Linked DNA regions of Mus musculus: region 2 is linked to region 1. A link is a loop called in an ENCODE intact Hi-C map of the cell type or tissue named here. Cell type or tissue: heart. All regions are shown on one strand. Links, peaks and the distances in the headings refer to the core of each region. The heading gives the core; the rest is flanking DNA. Region 1 holds the start of S1pr3 (sphingosine-1-phosphate receptor 3). Region 2 overlaps Gm46414 (a long non-coding RNA gene).

Region 1 (8,517 bases), core at 345-8,344:
GTGATTGAGGAAGATACCTAGTAGTGTCTACATGCATAAGGACACATGTTCACACATTTTTCACAACCCCACTTCACACACACACACACACACACACACACACACACACCCCACAAAATTAACATAAATGAATCAATAAATGCAAGTGGGAAAAATGGGGTCTGGCCATTTGAATAAGTATGGCCCCTGTGGGTTCCTATCTTTAAATGCTTTAGTCCCCAGGGAGTGGCACTACTTGAAAGGATTAGAAGGACTTGGGGGAGGGGTGGCCTTGTTGGAAGCAGGGCATCATGGGAGATAGGCTTTGAGGTTTCAAAAGCCCATGCCAAGCCCGGTGTCTTCCTCTCTGCCTGCAGATCAGGATGCAGCTTCCAGGGACTTCTCCAAGGACATGCCTGCTGCCATGCTCCCTGCCATGGTGACAATGAACTAAACCTCTGGAACTGTAGGCCAGCCCTCAGTTAAAGGCTTGCCTTCATAAGGGTTGGTCATGAGGTTTCTCTGCAGCAACAAAACAGTGACTAAGACCGGGAGGAAAAAGGAATTCTTAGACATTTTTGGTAGGAATATAAAGAAGTACAGATGCTACGAAAGAAAGAAAAAAAAAAGAACTAAAAATAGATCCAGCCTATGAGTCAACTGTCCTACTTCTGGGACTGTAACTAAAGAGGTCCTTGCATGGCATCACACACAGTGACAAAGACAGCTCAGGTCCCCGTCGCAGGCCAATGCTCTGACCATGGCTTCCCTTTCTCTTTTCTCTGTCTCTTGAGTGCTGGGATTGCCACTGTGCATGGCCATATTCAGTTTATACTGTGCTGGAAATGGAACCTAGGGCCTCGTGCACACTAGGCAAGCACTCGACCCACTGGGCCACATGCCCAGCTCTGCCTTGTCCTTTAGATCAGCATAAGGCCATGGAGGCACAGCTGCAGGCTGACTGGGTGCTGGAGGGGAGAACACGGCACAGTAAAAGACACGGGAAAGTTCCATCATATTCTACAATGCAAAGGCCAAGTCCAAACAGCTCTGCCCACATGCCGCCGGCACACAGCTGCGAGCTGTCACTGTAGGATAAAGACCTCAAGTTTGGGTTTCTCTACTATGAAGCTAACATGGGTGCATTTAAAACAACTCAATTATGAGAGACGGAATAGAATGAGAAGGCTGCTGTCCACACCAACAATAGCCTCATACTCTCACACGTATCACAAACACCACACACATAAACACACATCACACACCTTACCACACACTATACCCATATCACACATAAACACATGCATACACATACATCACACTACATACACATACTCACACGTCACTACAGATAACACCATGCAAACGTGTACGTTACACACCGCACACATCACAAACATACACATACAACACCATACAAGCACACTGTGCAAATGCACACTCACACATGCACACACACCCACTCCTGAGATGCACACATCACATACCACACTAATCACCACACTCATATCACAAGAGGGAGCACCTGCGCACGCGCGCACGCACACACACACACACACACACACACACACACACACACACTCTTCTCATTACAGATAACGCTGCACACAATCCACATCTCACGAGTTCTCATAGCACACACCACACAGACACGTGTCTATGAGTGTCTCTGAATACTGTCAACGTCTTTCTAAAACACAAACTGTGAGAAGAACAGTTCCTGGAACTCCTGGCTGACCTCAAGGATGACTACAGGACAGAGTAGGAGTGTGGTGATGAGGACAAGGCACTTTAGTCACTTGGCGTTGGCCGATGGCTGTCACGGAATGAACTCCCCTGTGAAGGCTGTGGCAGTGAGTCAAAGGATCACCGTGCTCCCCAATAGGGTCGTGTGGCACACAGGGCCATGCTCCATTCCACAAGCCCAGGGCCAGCTTCGAATACAAGGCCATCTCTCCCCAGATCTGAGTGGTGCGTACCGGCAGAGAGGAAGTGGCTTGAGGTTGTCTGTCAAGTTGCAGAGTGACCACAAGACCCAAGCCCCCAGTATTGTCTCAAGCGAGTTCCTTTCTCCCATGCTGCCTATCTACAATAAGTTCAGCCTTTTCTCTGGAACCATGATACCAAATGTCAGAGTGCTTCAGAAATACAACCCAATAGGACATAAACATGTATGAACATGCATGTAGCACAAACACACTCTCCGGGAGGGAATGACTCACACGTGGGGGGGGGCAATAAACCAAACCCTACGGAGTTAATGCCCCAGTCAAGTCTAAAGCCATATGCACTGCTGTGGGTAAGCCAAAGACAACCAGCAGGGAGGACTCTCTAACTACCGGGATTGGCCCTCGGTCTTCTGAACTGTCTATTCATGCCCACAGGGATCGGACAAAGCCTCCGCACGCTGGCCAGCCATATACTGCAGCAGACAGATGTTTATCTCACCCAAACATTCTCACAAGCATGCTGAGAATGGTGTTCAGGAAGTATGTAAGTCCCCCAAGGCTCAGGCCAGGGGAGGAAGCATAATCAGGCACCTGCTGACCTCTCCACGGAAAACCAACCGCTTCTTAGTTTCTAGCCGGAACTGTGTGATTGGTCAGCTCGCTAGCTCACACACTTTTACTTTCTGACACACCTGTCTGATTCTGTCCTTTCTGGGGATGGTTGCAGAACATGGATCCCCTCGTTCTGCTGTTCCTGCTGAGGTTATGAGTTGGTTTTTCTCTCATCAGCCAGCAACACCCAAGGGAAGATGCATTTGGAGAAATCTGCCTGTAGCGGGCTCTATGGACCTAGAGACCCACTGAGAGCTGAGTATCTGAGCTTTAAAGCCCAGATACAGAACAGCAGGAGGGGTAAGGTCACTAGCATGGTCCACAGAAGAAAGGTCTCCATCACAGCAGACAGGGGAGGGGCCTCCATCACAGCAGTGAGAGCTAGAGCCTCCATCAGAACAGACATCACAACAAGGAACAAGACAGGGAGAAGGAGGCCTGGACTGGGAAGATGGCTGCTTCTGGTTAGGAAACTTGGAGGGAAAAGAAACCTCATTGAAAGACAGGTTTCAGGGATACCACAGGGATGCTGTGGGTGGAATCACTCTTAGGAAAGACTGTCATTAGCAGTAAGAGCCCTGGTACCTCTCAGGCTGTGGGAGTCTGGTGTCTGAGGCTGGAGGAGCTGTCATAGAGAGACTCAGGGTCACCCTCTTCTATCCAGAGGACCATTTACCCGGGGAATGGAGAGACAGATGCTGTATAAAACACACCTCCAGCAGCCGGGGCAGTGATGGTGACACAGTGAGAAACAGCTAGAGCACCAGGCCTTTTTGTGGGGTTAGACATAGCGACCAAGAAACTGTTGTTACCCTGGCCTCAGGAAGTGGCTGCAGAAACAGCTACAGAAGCATCTTCAACTGTGGCCACCTCTGCTTTCTTTAACTGGATGCTGTAGGAGTCAAGTATACAGAGACACGCCCATTCTCACTGCACTTGGGGAGAGAACTAGCTTTCCCCAGCTGTGTCCAAGACACTAGGCAAATTTGGGAGGCTAGGCAGTAGGACCAGAGCTCAGGAGAATCGCGCTGCTACTGAGCAGCCAAGGCAGCTGGAGCTCTGCAGCCTGGCTCCTGTGACCCGGAGGGCTTGTGCGTCTCACCAGACAACAGAGAAGGCCAAGACCGGCCAAGAGCTGCCTTTACATGCCAGATGAATCCCAAGAAAGCGGTAAATTCATCTTCTGTAGGCAAGAAAGCCCCAGAGAAAAGGTAGCAGGGACCTGGAACCCTGCCTGCTCGGGAATTTAGCTGCGGTCTGCTTCCTCTCCCCTCTCCTTCCCCAAGCTGGTCTGGAGATCTTTTGCATTTCCTTTGTAACTGACAATTGTGCCTGCGGTTCCCCCCAAAGATTCTCATTTCTCCCCACATGGCCGGTGAGGCTTGCCCAGAGCGCAGGAGTAGACTGGGTACAGTTAACTAAGGTAGACAAGACACAGGAGTCAGGACCTGAAATGCACAAGAGGCTGGGGTCCCTGCCTTCAGCTCCGAAAGGGATGGGGGCAGGGGCAGGAGTCCAAAGGGGCAGGGGGCTTAGCTTACCAGCTCAAGCTGGTAGTCGGTTGATTTCAGGTTAAAGATAGTATAGTTAACACTGGTCACCTCAAGGTGAGTAACAGTATTAATAAGAATCCGCTCAAATCCTTCTGGACACTTAGGTAGATATCTACCCAAGCCCAGTTCTGCACCCGGTTAGGTATCTGCAGCTGCTGGGTTCTGGAGCACTTAAAATTAGCAGGATAGACGCAGAACCTTGGAGTCAGAGTATAGGTTTGGGGGTGGGGGTAGATGATCGGCAGAGGAATAGGGGCAGAGGGATACAGAGGGTTGAAGAGCCCCAGCCCGAGTCCCAGAGTCCAGACAGCGCGGATGCAGAGAAGTAATCCAGAGACTGGGCGGGGACGTAGCCCGAGGCGGGGACGTGGCTGGGAACCAGGGCGTATCTGGGGACCAGCCCGCGAAGCTCTGAAGCTTGGGTTAGGGGCGGCAGGAGGCGGGGTGAGTTTGGGCCCCGCCCCGGAGGGCAGTGGCAAAAGTTTGCCTTCGGATTCTCTGGGGCAGAGTCTGGGAGAACAAGTTCAGGGGCAGGCGACAAGGTCCGGGTGCTGAGCAAGGTGGCTGGACAAGCCTAGCGGGAGAGAAACCTGAGGCCACGAGCGACCTCCGGAGGAGCCCCTAGACGGGAGTCTTAGCTGAGACACGGCAGCATGCAACCAGCCCAGATGCGCCTTGCAGAACGAGGTGAGCGGCGGGACCGGATCCCGGGGTTGCACAGACCAGAGTCGCGGGTTGAGCGCCTGGGGGTTCACCCGAACCCCCTTTTTGGATAAAATTTCAACCAAGTCGGGGCACCAGAGTGACTTGGGCTCGCGAGTGCCTCGCTTCGGCCACCCCCTCCTGTTCATATCCCGGAGAACAGGACATAACCGCCTGTTGGAGCTGGTGGAGAGGTATAGGGTTCCTTTAAATAACAACCAGGGCTTTCTAAATGTGTTTGTAAACTCGGAGCAGAGTGAGCAGGCTGTCCAAGGGAAAGATTCTTGCTTTACTTGGCTAATTAAGAAGTTAGACAATCTTAGGAGAAGAAAACCTGGGCACTGGGAACGGCTGTGGGTTTTCCCTCTGGGAGAAAGCAAATGATTCTTTTAAGTTTTATTAGTGACAAAATTCCAGTTTTCTTAGCACTTCTCAAACTAGGCAATTAGGAGTGTCAGGCCTGGAGCTAGAAGACAAGGTGCCAGCAAAGTGATAATGAGAGAGAAGATTGGTGTGTCATATGTTCTTAACTGAAATAGAAGAAAGGGAAGGGTGACCATTAACCATGTGCCTGTACATGGTCTCTGCGTCCCTGTCTCTCCAGCCTTTAACAATCCTGACACCATGTTCCTTAGATTTGATGTAAAAGGGGGTTTCTCGTCAGCTGTTTAAAGGGAATCCTTTGCTTTAAACAAACACCTCTTCTTCTTGACACCCCCTCCTCCAAAGCCTCCAGAGTCACTCATTCTAAGGTCTGCAGCCAGAAGTCTCTGGTATTGCATATCACCACCTACAAAAATGTATCTATTCAAAGTTCCATCCTTTATAGACGAAAACCAAGCAGACAGGGAGGGCCAAGAGAATATAATTCCTAGAAAGTGGAGCAAGGGGTTGCATACCTCAGGTAAAGGCCTGGCAAGTTGTGGCTGTGGTCAGGGCTGTTTGGTTGAGGTGGTGGTGGTGGTGGTGGTGGTGGTGGTGGTGGTGGTGGTGGTGGTGGTGGTGGTGGTGGTGTGTGTGCCTGTGCGCAGGCGCTCTGTTTGGGTAGCTGTGGAGGAATCTAGATCTGTAAGCTTCTTAAGGGGGTGCAGAGCTCAGTGCTTGGGGGAGTATTGTGTGGCCATATACCTTCACATCAGATCTTTCCATCAGCAGACTGGCAGATGCTCTCATCTGGTCAGTGTCAGTCTGCCCACATACATCAGAGCTTGCCCTTAGGAAGCCCCCACTGGCATTTGGGGAGATTGACGTCATAACCACTTAGCATTTCCCCGAAGCCATTTGCTCTTTACACACACACACACACACACACACACAGCTACACACATACAAACACACACACACACACATGCATGCACATGCACATGCACATACACACACACACACACCATACCGAGACCCTCCTGGTTCTCTACCATATTTGGATGAAGGAACTCCCATTTCCTGCAAAGCTTTACGTACTGACTGACCTGATACCCTGCTTCCCATGAGTCAGGGACTGGTCCCTTTTCTAGAAAGCATGATCCTTTGTTACACAGATTTCTTCCTCAGTGCCTACAGTTTGTGGGTATATATCTCTATTACAAGAGTAATAAACATTTTGAGTGTGGCATAATTTTGAAAACGCCGGGGTCCCCTTGTGGTAGCTGAATCCCTCCTTTTCCATCAAAGTCTGAAGGCCACTCTTGAGCAAGCTGTTTGTGTGAGCTGGGAAGTGGTGTTGGGGTTCCTTGAATCCTGTCGTCACGTCTACCCTCACGATTCCATGTTGATCAATTTTGGATCTGTTTCTTCCGCACAAGTGCTTGGAAGAGGTGATCAGCAGGCTGACTGTGACCCTCGGGTCTTAATCCTTCTATTCCCCCCCATCTTTTAGAGTTATCTAAACATTCCACCCGAGCTCCCAGGCTGGTATTGGGATGCCAGTAGCTACAAGCAATTAGGCTGTAAAGAAACCAAGAGGCTCTTAGCACCTCCTAGTTAAGGGACCTATGACAAGAGGCCAACTCATAAAAACCTCATCCCTGAAGGATGGACTGGGCAGATCCTTCACACCCAGCCTACCCAGGCTCTGCCACTAAGAACCTCAGCTTCCCCCTGTGTGCATTCAGAAGTCACACACTATCGTGGGGCTAGATGTGACATGAAGTGACCAGGATGGACTTCCCCAGCAAGACACCTCATGCTTGCACATATCATTAACTTCCTGATGGAAGTGATTTCCACAAATCCACATTCTTTTTCTGGAAAGCTTGGCAGTAAGTTGGTCCCCTGTCATTGCCGGGAACAGGGAGAATTTGAGAAGCCTGACCAGCAGGCAAAGGGGAAGACAAATATAAAACAAAATTAGATCTTGCATCCACGATTCGATGCCTTTCTACAGACAAGTCTGACGTGCAAGATGTTCACAGGGCACCCAGTGTTCTTGGGATATAACCTCCATATCTGGGGTTTCTTGGACCACATCCAGATTTGTATATCGTCTTGTTTGCTAATGAGAAGGACATGTTCGGCAGACAGCAGGACATGGAAAGCCCCACCAGGCAGAGGCACTCGTGTCCATGCCTGAAGGAAGGAAAGGAGGAGAAACGGGGAGCCTTCCCCGGCTTTCATCTGCAACCTTCGTCTCACAGGGTGCTCCACTGATGACCCTAGCTCAGCATGCCCAGTGTGGGGGGCTGTGTGAGTGAAGCCTTCCTTCTGCCCTGAACAGTCTCTGGAGGCAGAGTGAGGTCTAGACAGAAAAGCTGAGTGAGAGGACTCAGGAGCAAAGGAACTCTCCAGGAGTGGGAGCCATGGACTGGCCCTCTGGTTATATCATTTCTTGGTTCTTTTAAATGAAAAAAAAAAAAAAACCCCAAAAAAAAAAAAAAAAACCAAAAAAAAACCCTCCAGCTTTCCAAGAAACGTTGCTCACTGTCAAAAACTGGATGCTTTAATTCGATTCAGAGAATGAGGTCATTGACGTCTCTGGAAGGAGTCCTTCCTCTAACGAAGAGAGATGTCTTTTTCTCTGAGATTTTTGAGAAAGAGGCAAGGAGGAAAATAAAAAAGAGGAGAGGGGGAGAGAGGGAAGGGGAGGGAGAAGGAGGGGGCACACTAGATAGCAGAGATATTTTCCCTCCTTTTCCTTCTTTTTATAGTTTGTTTACTCTTTAAACCAACATATGGAGAAAGTGAGTCGCTAGTGTAGAAGGCACATCTGGAATCTATCGGACCCCTCTCCCAGGCTCGCTTTTCCCCAAGGGACGCTGCTTTTGGATCGGGGGAGGGCAGGCATGCCTAATATTGGCGGGTTCTCGTGTAGGGTCACCCACCACTGAGCCATTTGGTCAAGGGCTCTCCTTCCTTCTTGGCAAAAAGAAAATATGTTTGGTGTCAGATTGTTTCAAGGAAAGCTGTGCGATCCCAGTGTGGTGAGGCCAAAGTGAGAAGTTTCAGGTGATGGGGGATGGGGACAGGGGGTGGGGGAGGGCAGCTCGGATGTGAACAGTGGCTCCCATTAAATGCAGAGTGCCTGAGGACTCCAGTCCAATCCCCATCAGATCAGAGCGGTGCAGGAGAAGGGAGGAGGGGTCTGCTGGGGGTGTCAGAGTGCTTGCTAACCAAACCTTGGGGGTACTGATGAACACCGGCAAGGGGCTGCCTACAAACCTGTGCTGAAGAGACCAGTACTGCTGAGGGAGCCCTCCACTCTAGAGCTCAGTGGGACCTATCTGTCC
Region 2 (8,517 bases), core at 393-8,392, 94 kb before region 1:
CTTCAGGCCCCTGGGAAGGGGAGCTAGATAGGAGAGACAGGTCTTTGTGTTCTGACCAGGCCTGAAGGCACCACATTATCTTCCAATAAACAGTCCCACACAGTGGCTTTCCCACTGGACTTGAGGCAGGTTGCACTAATGATGCTTTGGCTATCTTTAACTTTCAGATTCACTGACTCTGGAGGGATGGCTTCTCCCAGGGCCGGCCAATGCCTGCAGGCATTATACAAACCAAAAGAGCATACTTTTTGAATACGAACCGATCAATTCTGAATCCACACCCGCCTCACTGACCAGACTCTAGCTACCTGCCTTCATACCCTGGGAACAGGCTTTGGGCAGCATGGGGCGGGGAGCTTGTGTTCATTATTTTTCTGTCGCTGTGATAAAAATACAATGACCAGAGCAACTTATAGAAGGGAATAGTTTATTTTGGCTTATGGTTCCAGAGAGACAGGAGTCCGGCATAGTGGGAAAACAATGAGTCCCCCAATCCCCCCCCCCACCCACTTGCAGCAGACATGACATGACAGTAGGAGCAGGAATCTGAGAGGTCACACAGGAAGTAGCACCAGGTTTTAAACTATCTAAGCCCATTTCTAGCGATACACTTCCAGCAACACCACACCTCCTAAACCTCCCCATATTCAACCATTACCTGGGGACCAAGAGTTCAAATACTGGGGATGTTTCTCACTCAGACTACACAGAGTCTGTCCCTGTACCCCAGAGTTTGTTGATGTTAGGATGGCTGCCAGGCAATCCCTAGAGTGCTTGATCTGCCTTAACCATTCCCTACAGCAGAAAGCTCAGTCAAGACTCCTCCTGCGTAGGTTTTCCTCAGACCGCCGGCTTGCTACTCCAAACCTTTCCTCCTCTTGGAATCTGAGCAACAAAACTTTTCTCTGGCAGCCTCCTTTTGATCTGTCACTATAGCATCTTTGAGTTTCTGTTCATGCACTGAATTTTGCAGCACAGGGCTTGGTGACTTCAGTCCTCGCCAGGCCTTGGAGTTTCAGGCATAGGTCCTAGGCAGGACTCAACAGGCTTCATCTTTCGCCTTTCAGATGCCAGTCCGTTGCTTTAAGCCTCTTATTTCCCCAGAGTGGGAAGCTGTTGTTTTTGCTGTCCCGTCCTTGCCCGCACAGTCCCAGCGATAAATACCAGCTGTGGGTTTGGATAGGGGTTATTTATGATTTTTGGAAAAATAGGAAAAAAAATGAATGCAAGTCTCACATCAGCATGCCCGTCCCAGAGAGCCATTATGGAGATGCTGGCCACTGACAGGTCACTTATAAAGTGACTCCATCGTGTTGTGGACAGATCATTTCAGAGATGGAAGACAGACAGACATCAGAGCAGGGATGAAGAGTGACCTCAGCTGTGGAGAGCCAGGCCTAACTGTCACTCAGTGCTCCTGGCCTGGGAGGGAGGGGCACTCAGTGCTCCTGGCCTGGGAGGGAGGGGCACTCAGTGCTCCTGGCCTGGGAGGGAGGGGTTTTGCTTCATTTTTTCCACCTCAGAGAGACAAGCTTTAAATGGATGAAGCTGAAGTGGGAGCCAGCCTGGCTTGTGGTCCTCATCATTGTAGATAACTAAAGTCAACAACAGCCACGAACTTGCATGAACTGCTCGGAACAGAGCCCAGATGAAGTTCCCCTTCATCCATCACAGTTGTTCGTCTTTGTTAATGATCCAGCCAGCGTAAGACGTTTTTTTTTTCCCCAAGCTCCAAAGGACACCAAGTTCAAGCACAACAGACTTCCTCAGTTCTCTGAGTGAGCGTGTGGTTCAGGGGCAGATCAAAAGGCGGCAAATTAAGTCAGGATAAGTTGCCCTGACTTCTTTGCTTGCTTCTATGAACTGGAAGAATAAATGAAGAATGGATTTTATGGGTTGTGAAGATTAATCCTGTGGTCTTTTAATTAGCTAGAGTATGCTGTTGAAAACACGGGCGTGAAGTGGGGCTTTTCCACTCCTGGCCTCCCTGGAAGTTCAGTAGGAAGGGCCATCAGCCAGTTCTGTGGGACATGGGGTCACACTATCCTCTCTACAACCTCTCAGGAAAAAAAAAAATCCAAAGAACAAATAATGCTGGGTCGGAGAGACAGCTTGGTCAGTAAAAGGACACAAGGACCCAAGGTTGGTCCCCAGAACTTACTTAGAACAAATCAATAAAAGTTGGGTATGGTAGCCTGCCCTTGTAATGCCAGGACTGAGGACATAATTGACAGGTCTCTGCAGTTGGCTGGTCAGCCAGCCTTTGTCTGCTTGGTGAATCCCAGGCCACTGAGAGACCAGGCTTTCCACCCCACCAAAGGGTATGGCATCTGAAAAGTGACACCTGAGGATGTTCTCTAACCTCCACACATATGCACGCGCGCGTGCACACACACACACACACACACACACACACACACGCGTGCACACACACACGCATACACACATACGTGCACACACATATGTACACACATATACATGCAAATACATACATATAACACATACACATATACTCACAAATGCACGCACACACATACATGTACACACACACACATACACACTGAGAGAAGTCTGAGCAAGGTCTGTCTATTACCTTGTTCCAATGTTTATTGCAATATTTCAGAGCAGAGACTTGATGCAGTATCAAAGGTTTACATCCACTCTTTTGGAATGCTCACAAAAGCACGTTCGGGTTGTCTCCTGAATGAAGGAATAGGAAAAGGGCAAGGGGAAAACACACACACACACACACACACACACACACACACACACATCAGCCTAATAAATCAATGCAAGATAGAGCAGCTGCAGCAATGCTGAGTTATTTTGAATAATCCTCTGGCTCCCAGGACTCTCTTCTGCTCATCTAGCTTGAGATCCATCTGCATCCCACTAGAGATGGTGTTTGTATTTTCAGACTGTCCCTTGACTTAGAGCCATCAGGCCAGAGCCTCAGCCTGCTCTTAGGAACCTTATGAACCCTTGGTGGGAGTATTAAAGTTATTTAAGTCCCCATGTCTCACTCTGAAGGCTCAGTTTGTGTTTTGTTTGTCCTCAGTCTATCTGAGTCAGAGGTGAGATGTGGTGCCCTCTCCCCCAGGACTTGTGTGGGTGGCTGGCTGGTCAATCTTGAGTTGGGCAGGCCGTCCTGGGAACCTTCTCCCACCCGCTGAGCTCAGAAGCTAAAGCAGGGACAGCTGGCTTCAGAGGGCCTCCAGCTGGCCCTTCTCATAGAGTGCAGCTCATCTGGCCTTTGATGCCACTGAGCTGTGCCAGGTACAGGGAACACACTCAGCCTGCACAGGGTGTGTCTGATTCCCTCGCCACCATTACAGCAGTGTCCTGCTTGGGCTCCTGCCACCCAGGAGAACAGCCAGGGCCAGCTCTCTATGCCTCTTTTGGAGCAGCCTTGCCTTGAGGTCACAGGGGCAACAGCACCCCCTCCCTACACACACACACACACACACACACACACACACACACACACACACTGAATGAATGACTGACTGACTGAGAAAGAACATCCCAAAGACTCTGCCTCACTTCTGGTCTTACACCTCTCTACAAGGCTGGCTTATGTGCCAACCAGTTCTCTCCAAATGACAGGACCATTTTAAACCAATTCCTGTAAGGCACCCTACTGTACCTTAATTTTTTTTAAAACATCTTTTCATCTCCGGAATTATTTTTGACTGAAAGACATACACAGCAATAGGACCTATAATTTTCTTTAGTTAACAAGATAACAAACTCCATGAAAACACTAGGCGATGGTCACGTAGGGCTTTTCCTACCTGAAGCCCCCTGGTTCCCCCACACACACAGAGCATTGTCTCCTCACTAGCTCTGAGGACAGAGCTTCTAGGTCCACCAAATGACTCAGTCATCCTATTTAAACAGTCCCCCATTCTGATGACACTCTCTGGGGTCCCCATGAGCACATTCCCCTACAATATGGGTCAGGTTTTTATATTTGGATGGAAATGGGCAGTGTCCTGTTTGCAGCAGGGAGTTTGCAGATAGGCAGCCCCTACCCCTTTCCAAGTTGATTCATTTTCCAAGCTACAAGGAAATCCCACTGCATGCTCCCCGCCCCTACGGTTTGTTCTCTGTAAATGCGGTTTTAATTAGGAGCAATGAATTCTGCAGACTCATGTCTCAGGCCTTTCCCCCAGGCATCCACTGTCTTCCCGCCCCCATGCTGGCCACAGAATGCACCAGGTCCCAAGGCAAGCTGCCTGTCAGGCCTCCTCAGGCAGCAGCTGCAACTGATTAGAGCTCTGCTGTGGGCCCTGTTTTATTTATGACCCACCTCTCCCTTCTCAAAAATCCATCAGGGCACACTCATGGAAGTAAAATTAGAGGCCCGGTCAGGGCTGGAGTTGGGAAATGCACTTTACCCTTCTTTTCAGGACATTAGTGGCTATGGCAGCGTGCTGCAGAGGGGACAGGCTGGGGGAGTGGCCCTGCTGTAGTCCCTGTGATCCTCTTGTGTGCTAAGCAGGGTTGCTTTTAGACTTCCATTGTCTGCTCCGTGCCTCCTTGAAAGTCACACTCTTCCCCCAACCTCCTTATGACGCTGGCTGTACCTTAATTGTCAGAAGATATCTCAGCTCTGCTTTCTGCCTTCCAACTGGGCTTATCTGCGCTTGGGGATATCTGTTGTTAATAAGCCAGTTAAAAGCCTTTGCTCATAGCCATATTCTGACATTTTTTTTTTCTAATGGATGAGACTTTTTCTCAGTCATACTGAAACACACCACCCCCACCCCAGCACACTCCTCAGAACTTTAGCAATCCTGGCCTGTCACCCCAGAGAAGGGGGTGTCTAAATCCTTTCATTTCTCAGTGGTCTGGCCCAGAGCTATCCCCCACCCCCAGTCTCTCTGATTCTTAGATAATGTGTCGCCTTGATTCCCAGTATGATGGCATATAAGATGAAACCTCATTTTTTTTTTTATTCCTCTCAGGAGAACCACATTTGTCTTTGAGAGTTTTTGGCTAGCAATTAAAACAGAAAGAGCTGCCTGGTCAAGGGCTTTGTGGGAAAGACTGTCTTAGCTAGAGTGCTCTTTCCCATGGTGACTGGGAACGCGGTTTCTAATCAGGACTCCCTCTCAGACACGAGTGGTCCTCACTCACATTCAAGAGGCTTGTGTGTGCACACATTCAAACAGAAAGACAGGAAGATTTGCTGCAGCTTAGAGAAATCGTGAGGGAGGAAACTTAGGAGGAACTGAGAATGTTTGGGTGAGCCACGAGGAGACAGAAGAGAGAAGCGGAGAAATGAGGTGGCCTTGTTCTCCAGCATTGCTGCGTCATCTCCAAAGAACACGGGGCAGTTGCTACCTGCTCTGAGGAACGTGGGTAACTGGAATTATGATCACTCAAATGCGACCTTTCTGAAGTCCTCAGTTCGCTCAGGGAAGAAGGGGGCTGTGCACTCCACACAGCCAATCCTCACGGGGCAGGTGTCCCAGCTGGAAGAGAAAGAGGCTCAGGCCTCCACCTCAGGAGGGCAACAGCTAAACCTGACACATCACCTACAGCACCAAGGCAGGGAAATGCCAGCAGGGTCTCTCTCTCTCCTCTCTCTCTCTCTCTCTCTCTCTCTCTCTCTCTCTCTCTCCCTCCCTCCCTCTCCCTCCCTCCCTCTCTCTCTCTCTCTCTCTCTCTCTCTCTCTCTCCTTCCTCTGTTTTTTATATCCCAGTTTTTCTGTGCATGCTGTTCCCTAGACACACTACAGGAAGTTAACCACCAACATCGAGGCATGATGGTTAGTGTTAACCTGACAGCATCTAGAATCACCTGGGCATGGCTCATGGGATTATCTCCATCACTGACTGAGGTAGGGACATCCAGCCACTGAGGGTGGCGTCATTCCCTAGTCAGGGGCATCCTGGACTGTGTAAATGGAGAAAGGCAGCTGAGCAGCAGCATGCGTGCATCTTAAATGTCCCCACTGGTGGACTGTATCTTGGAACTGTGAGCCAGGACAAACCCTTCCCCTTAAGTTGTATCTGACAGTGTTTTGTCATAGCAACAGCTAAAGAGACTAAGGTGGGGGCTGGGGAGGAAGAGCAGTGTGGAAACCAGTTCTGCCCAAGGCTTGTGTGGCAGTGGGCCTGGGTGGGGCCTTCCCAGAGGCTGACAAAGGGCTTGACTGACCTCCTGTCTGCTCTGCCTTCCCAGCCCTTATCTCCTTGACTAACTTCTATGCACTTACTGACGACTGACCTCCCTGGAGGCTCCTGAGGGTCAGTGCTTGGGTCAGGTTAGGGCAGATACGAAGATTCATCTTCACAGAGCATGGTCTAGAATCTCCCTCTGTGGCAGTGTCTGGGTGGGGAGCCGTGGCCACTGGCTGGGAGCCATTTTTATATACAACCTCTGTGTAGGAAGAAGCAAGGGCGAATGGAACCACATCCAGGTCAAGGTTGCCCTTGTTGGGGAGAGGTGGCTGGGACATGTGAAGTGGGTCTTAAGATTAAGGTTTAGAAGCTAATGGTGCAGATGACTATGGTCTTCTGACCCTGTCTCCTGAGTCCATGTGGTCCTGGGGTAGACAAAATGCCTTCTTACATTCTGAGCAGGCAATTCCCTGGGACAACTCTCACGTTCCAGGTTGCCCAGCTGTGCCTGGTGGACAGTGCCTGGTGGACAGTTCTAGTCTCCTGCTGTTGTTGTGATAAAACCCTCTTCCCAAAAGCAACTTAAAAGATGAAAGAACTTCTTTGGCATCACAGCCCATTGCTAAGAGAAGTCAGAGCAGGAACTCAAGGAAACAGATGTGTCATACCCACAGTGAAACATGGAGAGAAATGAATGAGTGTGTCCAGGCAGCCTGCTTGTGAGATGGCTTGATTCTGTCTGTTCTCTGACTCATTTAGCTCTTGACCCCTGCCGTAGGGAATGGTGCCGCCCACCATGGACTGGGTCCTTCTGTACTGATTAACAATCAAAACAATTCCCAACAAATGTGCTTACATCTGATGCTCTGTTCCCAGGCTATTGCAGGCTGTGTCAAATTGAGAGTTAAAGCTAACTGGGACACATTAGGTGTGCTAGGCATGCCAAAGCTACAAAAGGGTACAAGATCTACTAGATGTGTCTGGGGTGCTGGGCAAAAGCACACCATGGGTAATAGGCATTCCAGGGATACCAGAATCTCCAGGAGTGCCAGAAGCACAAGGGTCCTGGACACTCTTTACCCGGGCCTGGTCTATTTGCTTTAATTTTTGTCCCTTTGAAATAGGGATTGTGTTCTCTTCTCACACCCAGAATACTTTTTTTTTAAAGAAAAGATATTTTTATTGTAAATATTAGATAGCAAATGCTGTAAGATAGCCGCAATTCTCCATTCACAAGTAACTATTTATTTATTTATTATTTATGTTTTTGAGACAAGTTTTCTTTGTGTACTCCTGGCTCTCCTGGAACTTGTTCTACACACCAGTTGGCCTCACACTTAGGGATTTGCCTGCTTCTGCATTTTCAGTGCTGGGACTGAAGATGTGTCCCACCATGCTGAAGAAGTAACTATTTAAAATATTTTAACATGTGCTATGCATGCTATTCAATGTTTTCTTTGTTTTATGCTCTTGCTATCATCTATCTATATATCTATGCTCTGTCTATTGGTCAATCGATCATCTATCTATCTACCTATCATCTATCTAACATCCATCTAATCTTCATGTCTATATCTCTGAAAAGCACAGGAACACCCTCCACTCCGCTGTCATCCAGTGTCCCCTGCAGCATCACCTCTATGGCTTTGGGGAGGAATATTAGCACAGGTGCACCAAGAAGTTTGCAATCGGTCTCTTCTTTTTTTTAACTTCCCACGTCTCCTCCCTCATCCCTCTCTCCTAGATAGGTGTGTTTAGCATTACTGGAGCCTTTGTTGTATTAAGCAGCAGGCTGTGGTAACCCAGTGTATTTGCTTACATTTTGGTAGGTGAGTCATGTGTTCATATAGGTGGCTCAGGTCCATCACTGTCTAACTGTTGGGATTTCCTCAGACTAGAAAGACAGATGCTTCTAAGAAAGGGGGAGAACCTGGCTCTTCGTTGTCTGCCCCTCAACTGCGATTGAGGACAATCTGCACGCTGGCTTTGCTCACTTGTTTTGGCGGGAAAGAGGGCAGTCAGCGCCACCTTACCCGACCCTCAGATCTCTGTCTAGGGAGCCCTGTTTGGAGGCTCATCCCCTCTGAGATGTATTCACAGACTCACTCGCGGCAGCTTTCACAACTATCACTTTAAAAGAAACTTCTCATCTATTTGTAATTATTTTGTAAGGGTAAGGTCTTTAATATTTTCAATTGATTTGCAGTTTTCATAATTACCCTTAAAAACATGCAGTGGTCCATTCTTGCAGGTCACATTCTGATCTGCATTCCGGGGTCTCTTTCTGGAGTTCTTGGTCCATCCATCTTGTTTGTCCATCTCTTTTTAAGTCATTATCATGGTTTTAATTACCATAGTTCTCAAATATAATTCCACTTCTTCTAC

The links. Peaks named below come from ENCODE experiments on the same cell type or tissue, not always from the same donor. Only the 100,000 strongest peaks of a DNase experiment are listed, where the experiment ranks them.
Region 2: it touches region 1 in a loop (2.6-fold over the local background); 9 of 42 quality-filtered maps call a loop at or near these places.

What each region holds. Positions count from the first base shown.
Region 1 is chr13:51,404,166-51,412,682 of GRCm38, forward strand. S1pr3 (sphingosine-1-phosphate receptor 3) reads left to right here and starts at 4,453. Exons shown (of 2, transcript NM_010101.4): 1 at 4,453-4,780. The region is part of intron 1 of Gm32834 (a long non-coding RNA gene); the gene reads right to left. In heart, for the core only: a CTCF peak has its summit at 4,717; DNase peaks (open chromatin) are centred at 3,566, 4,586 and 8,056; H3K4me3 peaks cover 3,899 bases; H3K27ac peaks cover 3,766 bases; H3K27me3 peaks cover 594 bases.
Region 2 is chr13:51,310,450-51,318,966 of GRCm38, forward strand. The region is part of intron 2 of Gm46414 (a long non-coding RNA gene); the gene reads left to right. Among named protein-coding and RNA genes, the nearest start is that of S1pr3, 94 kb to the right of the region's middle. In heart, for the core only: no CTCF peak of the experiment used is centred there; DNase peaks (open chromatin) are centred at 1,572, 3,232 and 4,212; H3K27ac peaks cover 5,758 bases.